Linked DNA regions of Mus musculus: region 2 is linked to region 1. Evidence: chromatin loops called from intact Hi-C (ENCODE). Cell type or tissue: left cerebral cortex. All regions are shown on one strand. Each heading gives the region's core, and the rest is flanking DNA. Links, peaks and the distances in the headings are about the cores only.

The links. Peaks named below come from ENCODE experiments on the same cell type or tissue, not always from the same donor. Only the 100,000 strongest peaks of a DNase experiment are listed, where the experiment ranks them.
Region 2: it touches region 1 in a loop (2.6-fold over the local background); 1 of 42 quality-filtered maps calls a loop at or near these places.

The regions. Positions count from the first base shown.
Region 1 is chr5:72,912,126-72,918,265 of GRCm38, reverse strand. It overlaps Slain2 (SLAIN motif family, member 2), which reads right to left and starts at 3,904. Exons shown (of 8, transcript NM_001113423.2): 1 at 3,253-3,904. The coding sequence starts at 3,641. In left cerebral cortex, for the core only: CTCF peaks have their summits at 3,686 and 3,891 (motif pointing left); DNase peaks (open chromatin) are centred at 2,923, 3,348 and 3,978; H3K4me3 peaks cover 2,415 bases; H3K27ac peaks cover 1,993 bases.
Region 2 is chr5:72,548,781-72,554,920 of GRCm38, reverse strand. It overlaps Nfxl1 (nuclear transcription factor, X-box binding-like 1), which reads left to right. Exons shown (of 23, transcript NM_133921.3): 4 at 2,169-2,278; 5 at 4,499-4,629. Among named protein-coding and RNA genes, the nearest start is that of Nfxl1, 7.8 kb to the left of the region's middle. In left cerebral cortex, for the core only: a CTCF peak has its summit at 3,353 (motif pointing left); no DNase peak of the experiment used is centred there.

The DNA.
Region 1 (6,140 bases), core at 2,436-4,935:
TAAAGTAAATAAAGAAAAAAAATTAAGTCAGCCAAGTAGGCTGGTTCATGCCTTTGATCCCAATACTTGGCAGACAGAGGCAAAGTTTGAGGCCAGCCTAGCCTACATAGTTCTAGGATAGACAGAGTGACACAGTAAGACCCTGTCTCAATAATAATACTCTACCACTATTATTATTATAAAGAATTATAACATCTAAGAAATTATTCAATAATCTGAAATTGACTCTGAAGAAAACGTTCAACATATGGTGGGAAAAGGGGCACCAGGAACACACTAGTAGTCTTCAAATACATGTACCACCATACATAAAAAGGCAGTTCATGTACATAAGCTGGTGTTGTATTTGGAAAACACAAAACAATGGGAGTATCAAACTTTAATGAAGAGCTGAATTCTAAGCTTAGTGTCACCGTTTACTGTGTGTTACTTGATGCCAAGATAAAGTTTCCTTACACCGAAATTGATACCTACCTCATAAATATATAAGTTAAGTCTAATTAAAGGCAAAACTGTTTTAATCCCACACACCCCATATCACTTAATGCAGTAGTACCCAATCCTCTTCATTCTCTTTCCTGGACTTTTCTGAGTTATTTGAGAGCAACGGTTTTTCAGACTGAAAGTTGCAACCCATCTGCGGGTCTCTAAGTCAGGCTAGTAGTAGCTAGTATTTTCCTCATAACAAAATACAACAGAATAGAAAGTATTAAAGCGCACCACTCACAGTAAAGTATCCCCTGTTATTCATACGTAGGTTGTGCACTTTGTATCATGAGGCTGAGCCCTCGGGGCTATCCTCCACTACTGCCTAAGTGTGTTCTAGGAGATGGTAACTAGCTCCTTGGGAACTCAATTAAGTTTAGGAAACAAGCACAATCCCTGGAGAATTTATTATGGCCAACACAGATCTGCATTTCCAAGGAGCCTAGCATGAAAGAAACCTGTTACTTTTGGTAATCCCTGAAATTTATACCAGAAGCCAGTTACTTTTCCATATAGTGCTACTACTTAGCACCTTCTACATTTTGTGGCATAGACTAGGGGCAACAATTTCTCTAGATGAAAATGATATGCAACAGAAACCAGCTATGGAAGGTAGGTTTCTGGCTTGCTGAGAAAGCAAACTTTACTATGAACTCTCCCAGCCACTGACAGCCACACCCTCCTACTACTCAGACACACCCAAGGCACTTTAACTCTGATTACTTTAACTCTCCCCTGACCTATCACAGTTAAAATCCAACTCAGGCCCAGATTTTAATACCCATAAGCCTTTACAGGAAAAAGCATAAGATAACTATAGCACCAAGACAGGAAACCGGGTGAAATAGTAAGCAGGAACCCTGTGGTCAAAACAAACTCCTGGCATGCTTACCTAAGGGACTTGCTTTACCTTGACAAAGCCATGCTCAGAAACCAAAGCAGCTAAAGACTTGCTTGGTGCCTGGGGGAGTCAATGTGCTCCACCAGTCCATCTAAAATGGGCTGATGAGTGCAGCCAATCCTCATTACCATGAGCATTCATCTCCTCGTCACTTGGAAGGGCTCTGATGATACTTGGATGACTCTGGATGCTTTCAAAGTGCATACCTGCACAGGATCCCTTCAGAGGACAGGGTGGCTGACATGAACCGTCTAACTACTCAGTTCTACTAATGCCTGGTATCTCTTGGCAATGACATAAGAAGCAATGCCTGTCATTCATATGGTCCTACACACAAGTTACCAGTACTTCTTGTAGTTTTTAACGTAAAATGCTGGACTGTTCCTAGATGCCACTCTCCGACTTCTACCTTCTCCTGAGTTTGCCCCAGGATCTGGACCAAGGCGCTAGCGTCTGCACAATCAGCATTCCTGTTCTGTAGCTCTCCTCTCACCTCACGGTGTATACATTCTATCTTGTTTAACTGCCCAAGACTTAGCTCTCACTAGGACTGCCAGGGCCTCACACACAGGCATCAGCACTTAAGAATCTTTAGACTCTCCCACAGCAGGGATCACATGTGAACTCACAAAATAGTGTTGATTTAAATAGCCAGGCTTAAGGCTACCAGTGCCCAGTCCTGGAGAATTTATTGTATGCCAAGCCACCCACTGCTAAAAGTACATGTGGATTATCTGACTTAACCTTCAGAACTCTACACAAGAATGATAATTTTCCTCTGAGGAAAAAAGTGACGCTCAAAGTAACTTCTCCAAGGTCAGAAACCTTTAAAGTGGCAAATCTAGGGCCTGCATCCAGGCAGTGCTTAGAATTCTTCAAAGTTAGAGGCCTGGATACCAGTCCACGAGAGGTTTCGACTTCAGAGAAGTTTTAATGTCAACAGCATAAACGTTCTAGCTAAAAGTTAGGACTTCAAGAACGGATGAATTATGAGGATATTTCCAGCAGGTGTTTTTTTAATCAAAAATAAAACTCGAGGGAAAGCTTCTCATGGCCTACCGAAAAGTGTGACTTTAAGGTGTGGGGTCACCTCAGCTCGTCAAGAGGTGCCTCGTGATAACTCCGGCTTTGGTCTAGATTTTTAACTAGGACCCTTTCTCTGCCTCCAGGATGGCAGGCACGGAAATGATAGTCAGCTTGGATAACTAACTATTGCTTCACGGCTCCGAAATTATGTCGTATGCAATTCTTGTTTTCCAATATAAAATTCAGGGTTCCCCGATCCACCACCGACTTCACACAAAGCAGCCCCATCCCTCTCCACTGCCCTCCTCACACAAAGCAAAGCTTTACTCCCCCCACTACCCAAAGGGGAGTGACGTCCACCCGGCCTCCCCACAAACATCCCCATCTCACTCCGGTCCAAAGCACTGCCTGCTAGTAGCTACTCTCTATGTCCCCGCACCTGGTTGTTACCTCTTGAAGCAGACCCCTCCCTACAATCCAAACCGCTCAGACCACCATCCGAAAGCCCGTCTTTCACACAAAGCAGGATCCCTTCCTACGAAGCAGCTTGGTACCCTCTGAGTGCTCTGAGCGTGCGGGCCCACGGGGGACTGTGCCAAGCCACAGATCCCATCTGGGTCCAGTTGGGTCCTGCACCCAGAGGTTCCACGACCCAGAGAACTAGCTACAAACCCGTTTCCAAGGCACGCCTCGAAACCCCCCAACTCCAGCGGACCTGCCCGCCCGCAGCAGAAACAGGCAAAAGCCAGCGTCCCCACCACAAGCCGAGCCCACCCTGCTTTCCCCCAGGGACACCCCTCCGCCCCGCAGGCCCACCGGGCCCAGCGCCCCGCGCTCACCAGCTCTCCTCTTCCTCCTCCCAGCCTGACAAGCGCTCCAGCTCGTCGGGCCGCAGCGGCTCTACCTCGTCCAGCAAGCCTCCCTCGCCGGCCGCCAGCAAGGAGGTGGCGTCCCGCAGGTCCTCGCTGCTGGTCCGTCGCGGGCCGGAGCCCGCCCCGCCGCTGGCCTTGGCGCCCAGGCCCAGCGGGAAGCCCCGAGGGGACGCCGCGCCCGACGAAGGGGTGGACACGCCGACCCGAGCTGGGCTGCCGGGCCCGAGGAGGCCTGCACCCTGCACGGCTCCCGAGCGGCTCCTCAGCTGCTCGTTCTGCTTCTCCAGCTTCTTCACCAGCTCCTGCAGCTTCCGCACCTCCTGGTCCGCGTTCACATTGGAGTTAACGTCCTCCATGCCGGCCGCGCCGCCCGCTCCGACTCCCCAAGCCGCAGGGGAAGCGCGGGGTCGGGGGGAAAGAGAGGCGTTACCGCCACCGCTCACGCTAGCCGAGGCGCCGGCATAGAGCAGGGCCAGGCCCCACCGCCAGGGTCTCCCCGGCTCGGGTTGCGAAGCGCCGCTGGCCCCAGCCGAACCGCCTCATCTGCGCCGGCTCCGCGACTGGGGGAGGCGGCGCCAATATCCGGCCTCGGCAGCCATCTTCCCTCCGTCCCTCCGCCCCCTGCCGGCCAGCCCGGTCGGTGACCTCAGAGCGTCGGGGGAGGACGTGGCCGCCCGCGGGCTGAAAGAACTAAGCGCCCGGCTCGCGGTGGGGCGGGGCTGGAGGCGGGGCCTGAAACGGGACAGGGCCCGGAGGGGCGTGGTCATTGTTTGGGGCGGGGCCCCGGCCGGAAGGGGTGTGGTGGGCGCCGGCAAAGGTGGGCAGGGCCCGGCCGGGCTGGGCTAAGCTATCGCTGGAGTTTTGCCCTGGCCGCCTACCCTCCCCAAAGCTCATCGCGGGCGGGTGTGAGACCCAGAACCGGACTCTGGCTCCGGCTCCGACTCGGGCTCGGGCTCGGGTTCAGCCCCGCCCTAGGCGTCTGTGCGGAGACTCGCGGTCGGACGGCCCCGCCTGGTCGCATGGACCGTTCCCTTGGTTTGTTTGGCAATACTGAGTTGGTTCCTGCTTGAAACCGGAGACTGTCGGAGCTGGCAGCAGCCCCAGAGACCATCTGTGGCTCGTCCGTTCCATCCCCTGAAAATGAGAACCCGAATCCCGAATGGTTCAGAGCTCGGAAGTCAAAATGATAACCGTAATTTGTTGAGTGGTTCCTATAAGCCAGACACTGCGCTAAGCACTTTTAAAGGCATTATTTCATCCGTTTAAAACACGTGGGCAGGGGTTGTTTTGTTTCGTTGGCTTAAGGTTTACAGGTCCAGAGACAAGAGGATGATGGAAAACACTTCTGTACTAATCTTTCAACGGTAGTAATTAATGTGCATTGTATTCCTTGGGTTCTCCCTTCGCCCCCAAAAGACTTTTTAATAGTATGTCTTGACTTTTTGGGTTTTTTGAGGCAAGGTTTCTCTGTGTATTCCTGGCTGTCCTGAGACACGCTCTGTAGACCAGGCTGACCTCGAAAAACTCATCCTCTGCCTTTTTTTCAAAAGCTGGGATTAAAGGCATATGCTCCTTGAATTTTTTTTTTTAACTTGTACATGAAAAGTATTCAAGCAACCCGTTGACAGGCAATAGAGAATGTTGAGGGGTGGTAAATGTAAAATTCTGCCCTCGGTGGCATCTGTTTATAATGCGTACTGGTGGAAGCGACTGCAAACAAAACTTAAACGCTTTTTTTCTGTCATGTTGGCTCACTCTTCCACAGTTGTCAGTTGTGAGCTGCTTGGTTTACTTATACGGTAAGCAGCCAACCGTGCCTGGTCTCTCAAATTTTTGGCTGATGTTTGCAGTTGACTCCAATTGCCTCCTCCACCCTCGAACCAGTCTTATTACACCCGAACCAGTCTTATTACACCCGGGTGTGGACTCACATAAGACTTAACCCTCCTGCCTTTCCATGCTGTATTTTCCCTGCTTCGACTACCCTACCTACCATGTTTGATGCCTCTTTGGAAAAACCCCTGAAGGAGTTACTGTCTTTGTGCTGACATCACCTCAATAGTTGGCTACAGATATTTGTAATTTTTAATTACATTTTTTCCTAGCAAGTCTTTGGCTTGATCTGTACAGCTGATTAAAAGGAATCATTCCATTTTCCTTGCTTATGAGGCTGACAAAGTGCACAGTCAGTGCCTGTTGTGCTGAAATTAAACGGAAGATATGTTTTGATAGCCCAACCCCCAGACAGACACCAAAATTAAATTCTTTGAGGGTGCTACAGTTTGCTGTCAAGTATAACTATGTCCCTAGCTATACAGACCCATTAACAGGATGCCTTTGTAAAACAAAATGCATTATCTGTGTGATGCACATTAAATGTTATGACACTGCCTGACATATCTGATCTCATTGCTGAAGGAATCACCACCAAGATGAAATCACACATCGCAGTAATACATTTACATTATCAGCTTATGACATGGAGTCCAACTCCCATGTTCGCCACATTTCTAATGAATTCTTTAGACATACTCCTTGACAAAGTCAGTTACCATTATGAAGTTAGCATCAGCGGTCTTGAGAGAGCCAGAGGTCATGCAGATCGGTGATCAGAATCCGCTCCGCTGGCAAGGTCTCCTCTTCCCATGAACGTGGTCCTTGAACTTTTATTTCTCTCTCTTTAATCTGGGCCTTGCCTTTTGTCCGAATGTGTAAATTAGGTGATCTCTAATAACAAATCTATTACCAAGAAGTGAAGGATTCTGGTGAGTCATGATTATAAAATAGAAGTATGAATATGCTCATACAGAGAAATCCATAGAAGACATTTTTTAACCCAGTTGCCTTACTACACA
Region 2 (6,140 bases), core at 2,140-4,639, 360 kb after region 1:
TTTTCTTTAGGTATAGGTCTTATGTCATAGCTCCACATCAGCTCTCTTAGTGCTTGTCACTGATTTGTTCCTTAGTTATTATATAGTGCTTTCCTGAGAACAGGACTGCTAGCACAACAGGATCAGAGTTTGTATGTTAGGTGGCGTGAAGGTAATTTAAGGGTATTAGAGTTAGTAAGTCTGCAGGCTGACTCTTGTAGTGTGCCGCCTATCTCCACCCCAGGCCATCTTTCTTTTGTTGCTTTGTGAGTTACCTGCATGTACTGATGACATTGCAAAGGTTGATAGGCATTCTCTAGGAAATCTACCATATCTCCTGAGGAATTCAGGAAGTTGAGCTAAAATGTCAAGCTTAACAAAATAAAAGCTGATGAAAACAACTTTATGGCTAGAGGATTTCCTGTTCTGGATAACTTCCCAACTACTAATCTTCAGTTTCGTGGCTAAGCGGACCTCACCTCAGGCATTCGAGGTAGAGGAAGGCTGCTGTCTTTCAGCATAGGTAGGAAAAATACTACCATTTACTCGCTTTATGAGGTTTTTCGTTTTCTGCTCAAACTAATTTTTTGTATCAAGTACAGTAATACTTTGATTCTTGTTCCTGTATATTCTGCACTATGAGTGTAATTAACTAAGGAAACTGGAACAGTTAAGTATTTTAATAAATGCCGATGTATCTTGCCTGGTTTCTTGTTATTCTTCTGTATAAAAAGTTCGATGTTCGACTTGTCAAATTACATTCAGATTCTACACAACCTCTCCTGTTGCCACAGTGGTCTTAGGATCTGTGACTTCCAATGCCGTGCTATCTGTGTCTGCTGTGACATGCCGGGTAATGCATGTCATTTAGCTGTAGCTAAAATATAATACAACTTTCAAAGAAAGTTATCTGAATTTTGTAGAGACAAACTTAGGGTTTAATTTGTAAGACTGTACCATCATTTTAAATTTAAATTGTATGAATTAACTGTTAAATTGTATGAATAAGCTGATAAAATTTAAAATGTTTCAGATTTTTTAAGCCAGTTGTACTCTAAGCAATATAAGCATACTGACTATAGTTATTCTGTTTAACTTAAACGCCAATTTAAAATGAAACAGTTGCCGTTACTAATATTATAGGTTAGACTGCTTTACATTTGTTCCTTAGCCCTGTAATGATATTGATATTCATGTTACAGTAGGTCAGATGCTTGTTAAGTTCTGTGTTTACTCGGAGGGTTTTAGAAAATGAGCTAAGATTCTTAATTACTTAGTTTTACTTTCTGGCAGCAAACTGATGTGAACTAGAGTATTGCCATGGTAAACTCTGTCCTTCTATAATCTTACATGGTTGACCTGCTTTTCTTGGACATTCAGTCAGTTTGTGCTACCTTTTAGTTTTACTAAAGACATGCATTGCATGCTTGTTTTTAATTACATGAACATAACTTGAATTACGGCCCCTTTGGTGTCGTTTGTACTTTAGAGTACTGCTCTGTCATTCTTTCACTAACTTTTCTTCGTTCCACCTTTTTCTCCATAACCCCAGTGAAGCACAGGATAGGGACTGAGGACTCACTCAGTGGTCACACTGAGTTGTTCTGTGTCTCAGATGTGTCGTGTATAACACTGACATCATGATAGTTTATCCTGCTTGGAAATAAATACGTAATACGTGTTTAAGGGATATACAGTCCTTTAATTTTTTTCCCTAAAAAAGCTTATACTACTGTTTACAGCAGGAGTAGAGAGCACGGTTTAATGAAACATGGCTTCTGTGCACTAGTAAGCTCAGCCTCATTTCTTCCACAAGATTTATTATGAGTGTGTTGCATGCTCGCCTTCCCTTTAGTGGTTCACTTTTCATTTTCCTTCACACTTAAGTTTCTTTATATTTTGTTACTTGCCATATTGGTCTCGCCAGTGGTTCTGCCTCCACCAAATTTGTTAAGGACTTGAAGCAGAAAGCAAGCCAGTGAGAGAGCTGAAATGCTGTTAATTTGTGGATGTAGTAACCCTTTGTCAGCTCATTTGAGTATTTACTTCCTTTTGTTAAGCTTTGAGGTTGTAAGCTACATTTTCTGCAGTTAAAATTGCTTAGCATTGGTCATGTAACATGATTGTTGGTGAAGATGTGTTGTTTTCAGATGTTGTTTACTGTGATGTTTTCCATTTTTAAATTTAAGATGGAGATATACATGAATTAGAGCGAACAAAACAGTATCTGAATGAGGCTTTCCAAGCAGGGGCTATGACGTGCCTAATTTGTATTGCTTCAGTGAAGAGAAACCAGGCAGTAAGTCTTTCTGTTATGATATCTGGTATGATATATCCCCAAGTAACATATCTCACATTTTCAATACTTAGCCATTTATGGTACTTTCACTTATGTTTGTCTAAAAATTTCTTTATTTGACAATGTTATATGTAAATTAATCTTCATTTTGTTAATCTGAAAAATTTACAGAATTATCTCTAGGAATATTTTTAAAAATCTTTAAAATACCTACAACTACTGTATTGCTGTGACCTAGAGCCTAATGCATGCTAGGCAAATGGCCTACCACTGAGCTACATATTTTCAGTGGGTTTGGTATAAAGATAGTATGTTGAAATACGGATAGGCTTCAAGGAACTAGAACATGGTAGTGACACTTAAGTTTTATTAGGTTCTTCTAACCAAGTTGAGAGCATTGTGGGAAGTGTCCAGGGCCATTGGGGGAAGACAGAGTGAGACATAACTCATTTTGTTGTAAGACCTTTTGTCTGATTGTGAAGCTATCATAGACTTAAAAGGCCCTAAGGAAGCAATTAAAGAGAAGTGACAACTGAGCATGGCAGACCCAACTTTAAGACCTCATATTAATGCTTTCCTGGTAGAGTAGCATTGCTCAGAGAAAGATGAGGTCCAATGAAATATTTTGGTCATAAAAAGTGAAATGGAATTTCAATATACTGTGGTTGGCTAGGACAGTGCAACCGAGGCAGGTGTCGTCATACTCAGGGTCACATCTTGGCTTCCTGTGATTTCAGCTGCAGGATGAGACCCCACTACAGGAAAGCTAGGTCTCTGTAGGTTGCTTCCCTGTCCCCCGCCTTTTCAAGGTTGTCTGTCCACCTTGGGAACCGAGTCAGCCAGTTTTACGGAACAATGTAGCACTGAGGCCTTCATGTCACCTGAAACAACATTCTCCCAATCTCCTTAGGGTGTTTGTTAGAAGTAGAACAGCATGTTTACAGTTTTTTTTTTTTTTAAAAAGGGCTTTCTGGGCTGGAGAGATGGCTCAGAGGTTAAGAGCACTGACTGCTCTTCCAGAGGTCCTGAGTTCAATTCCCAGAAACCACATGGTGGCTCACAGCCAACTGTAATGCGCATCCGATGCCCTCTTCTGGTGTGTCTGAAGACAGCTATAGTGTACTCATATAAATAAAATAATTTAAAAAAAATTAAAAGGGCTTCCTGCAGTATGGACCTGCTGTGGTTTTAGTAGTAATGAGTTCTACAAAATACCATTATTTGGCAATTCTTCTTCCTTGTCTTGTCATTTCCCTACGTTATTTTAGGAAGGCTTTTGGAGAATCAAAACTAAGGGGTTAGCTGTTTCTCTTTATATAATGCTTCTGCTGTCTACTTTATAGTACATGTCAGAAAAAATTCTCAAATAGTTGTCATAAGGAAACTAGAACTGAGTTTTTTTCTTACATCAAAATGTTGGCAGGTTTAAAAATTAATTTGGTATTACTTCTTAACCCTTAAAAATGTGTTGTGTGCCACGGTGGAGCTGGGAAGTCAGAGGGCAACTTAGTGAGCTTGTTCTTCATTATCTTTATGTGGCTTCTGGGGACGGAACGCAGGTTTCTATACTTGCATGGGAAGTGCCTTTAACTGCTGAGCCATCTCACTGACTCTTTTGTAAGCTTTTATTATTATTATTATATTTTCACCTTTAGTGTATTTTTTTTAAATTTTGTGTTAAGTGTTAACATAGACTTAAAGGTTTTATATAACAAGGAATACACACACCAAATTATGGCCCGGATTATTTTGTTGCATTGTTTACAAAACAGACGTCTACCGATAAGAATGACATTATGGTACATAAACACCATATATAGTAAGATATATAGGTGTATTTGACAAGGGTAAATGTTTATATCATGCTTTAAAAAGATATTACTTTATCAGTCAGTACCAGCATGTATATTTAAATATGTGTGCACACATACATGCACATACACTTATGTGTATATATAAAATTAGAGATCATTCAGATTGTTAGCTACAGCTGTAGTTTTTTTCTTGATAATTGAAAATGAGTGATTAATATTTTTCTTTCAAATGTTACATCCCGAAATACGTCTTGTAAAGATCATCTCTTCTGTGATATTGATTGTTTTGATTTTTAGCCTTTAGGTAACTTTTGAAAAATAATTCAGTGTGTGATAATCATTTTAAGGTATTGTATAATTAATTGACAAAAATTATGTATAATCAATTTTGACACCTTTGTCTTAGGTTTGGAGCTGTTCAGGATGTTTCTGTATATTCCATATGCCCTGTATTCAGAAGTGGGCTAAAGACAGCCAGTTTCTTGTGTCTTCTGTGACAGACGATGATTTTGGAAAGAAAGATTATCCCTGGCCATGGTAACTTTTTTCCTAGTTGATTGGATTTTAAGTTGTAGAATAAATTAATAAAGGTGGAACCTCATATATCAGAAGTTGTATTGTTGGAAGCTTCAGCCTGTTTCCTTTCTAGTATGTGTCTAGTTTCTGAAGATGGAGGCCTTGGTAATGTTCTTCTCCTCTCAGTCTTTATGTAAATACTAATATCTGTCCATACGAATAAATCATCAGTCTGTGTTTTTCCTGTGAAACAGTGCTTCAACTGTGCTTCTAAAGGACTTGTCGATGAGAACCATTCAAGTTTGTTACCTCTCTCTCCTTGACTCCCTGTTAGTACACACGAGTGTGATATTACTCATCCAATATAGTATGATTATATTGTTTGCAGTTGTATCTTCAGTCTCAAAATTACATTTATGTATTATGTGGTATCATTAATTTATCGATGTTGATTTTACTAGCTGTGTTTATTATTGCTGATTATTGGGCCTTTGTCTTCTCTTATGTTTTGAGATAGAGTGGAGAAGTTAAATCATTTGTCTCAGCTAGTCAAGAGTAGTAGATTCATTGTTAATGTAATTAAACATTAGCTAGGGAGCATTGTTTACTTATAATTTTTGTAATTGTTTTTTTTTTAATTCAAAAGGTAGTATTCTTTTTCCTAATATCATCCAACTTGTAAAACTTTAGGCCTAGTAAAATCTGGTTTTTAGTCACATCTTCCATAATTATCATAAATACCGAGATATTTGTAAAATTGTGATATAGTGTTAAAAAACATTTTAGACACATTTTTTTCTGAAAAGTAATTCTTGGCAGTTTTTAGAGATTTTGTCCATTTCCTCTGAAGATGCTGAAGTTAGCTGAGAGCAGCAGTGAGTTCACGCTCTTGTCACTGTTAAGAGGCAGAGCTGGAATTTGAAACCTAAGATTTATTCTTTTAAGTTTAGGCCTTTTGTATTCGCCAGCTGAGTTGAGGTGGTAGACTGCTTTCTCTTTGAGCACAAGCTGCTTTGAAAGAGTGTAAGTTAAAGTCTGTGCTTGCTCGTTGCTTATGCTGGAGGGATTTTAGTGTTGAGTGGGTGTAGCATGAAGCTGATATTTAGAGCAGTGTTAGAGACCTGAGTGTCACATGCACCGCTTCTCACGTTTGCTCTGGTCACTTCTGTTTTAAGTAGAGATTTTTCCATAGAGGAGCTCAGTGTCCGCTCCCACCATAATGAACTGCTTTTCCCCCAGACCTGAGAGAATACAATGTAATCTCCTGTGTCGTTTTCCTTCCTTCCTAACCTTTACGCAGCTATTCTCAACATAATAAATGAAGATAAGTGGCTATATACGTTAAGAACTTACTCTGTTTACTTCTTGTCTGCCAAGATGTAACAGAACCTGTTAAAAATTATAATAAGGTAGTTATTTCATGGAAATGAACTTAGACTGTGTGTTTCTAAGGTAAGTGCTTATTGACTAACAGGATAAGGCCTTTGCTTGTTGGCACTCCATCATTTAAGTAAAACACATGCACTTCCTAA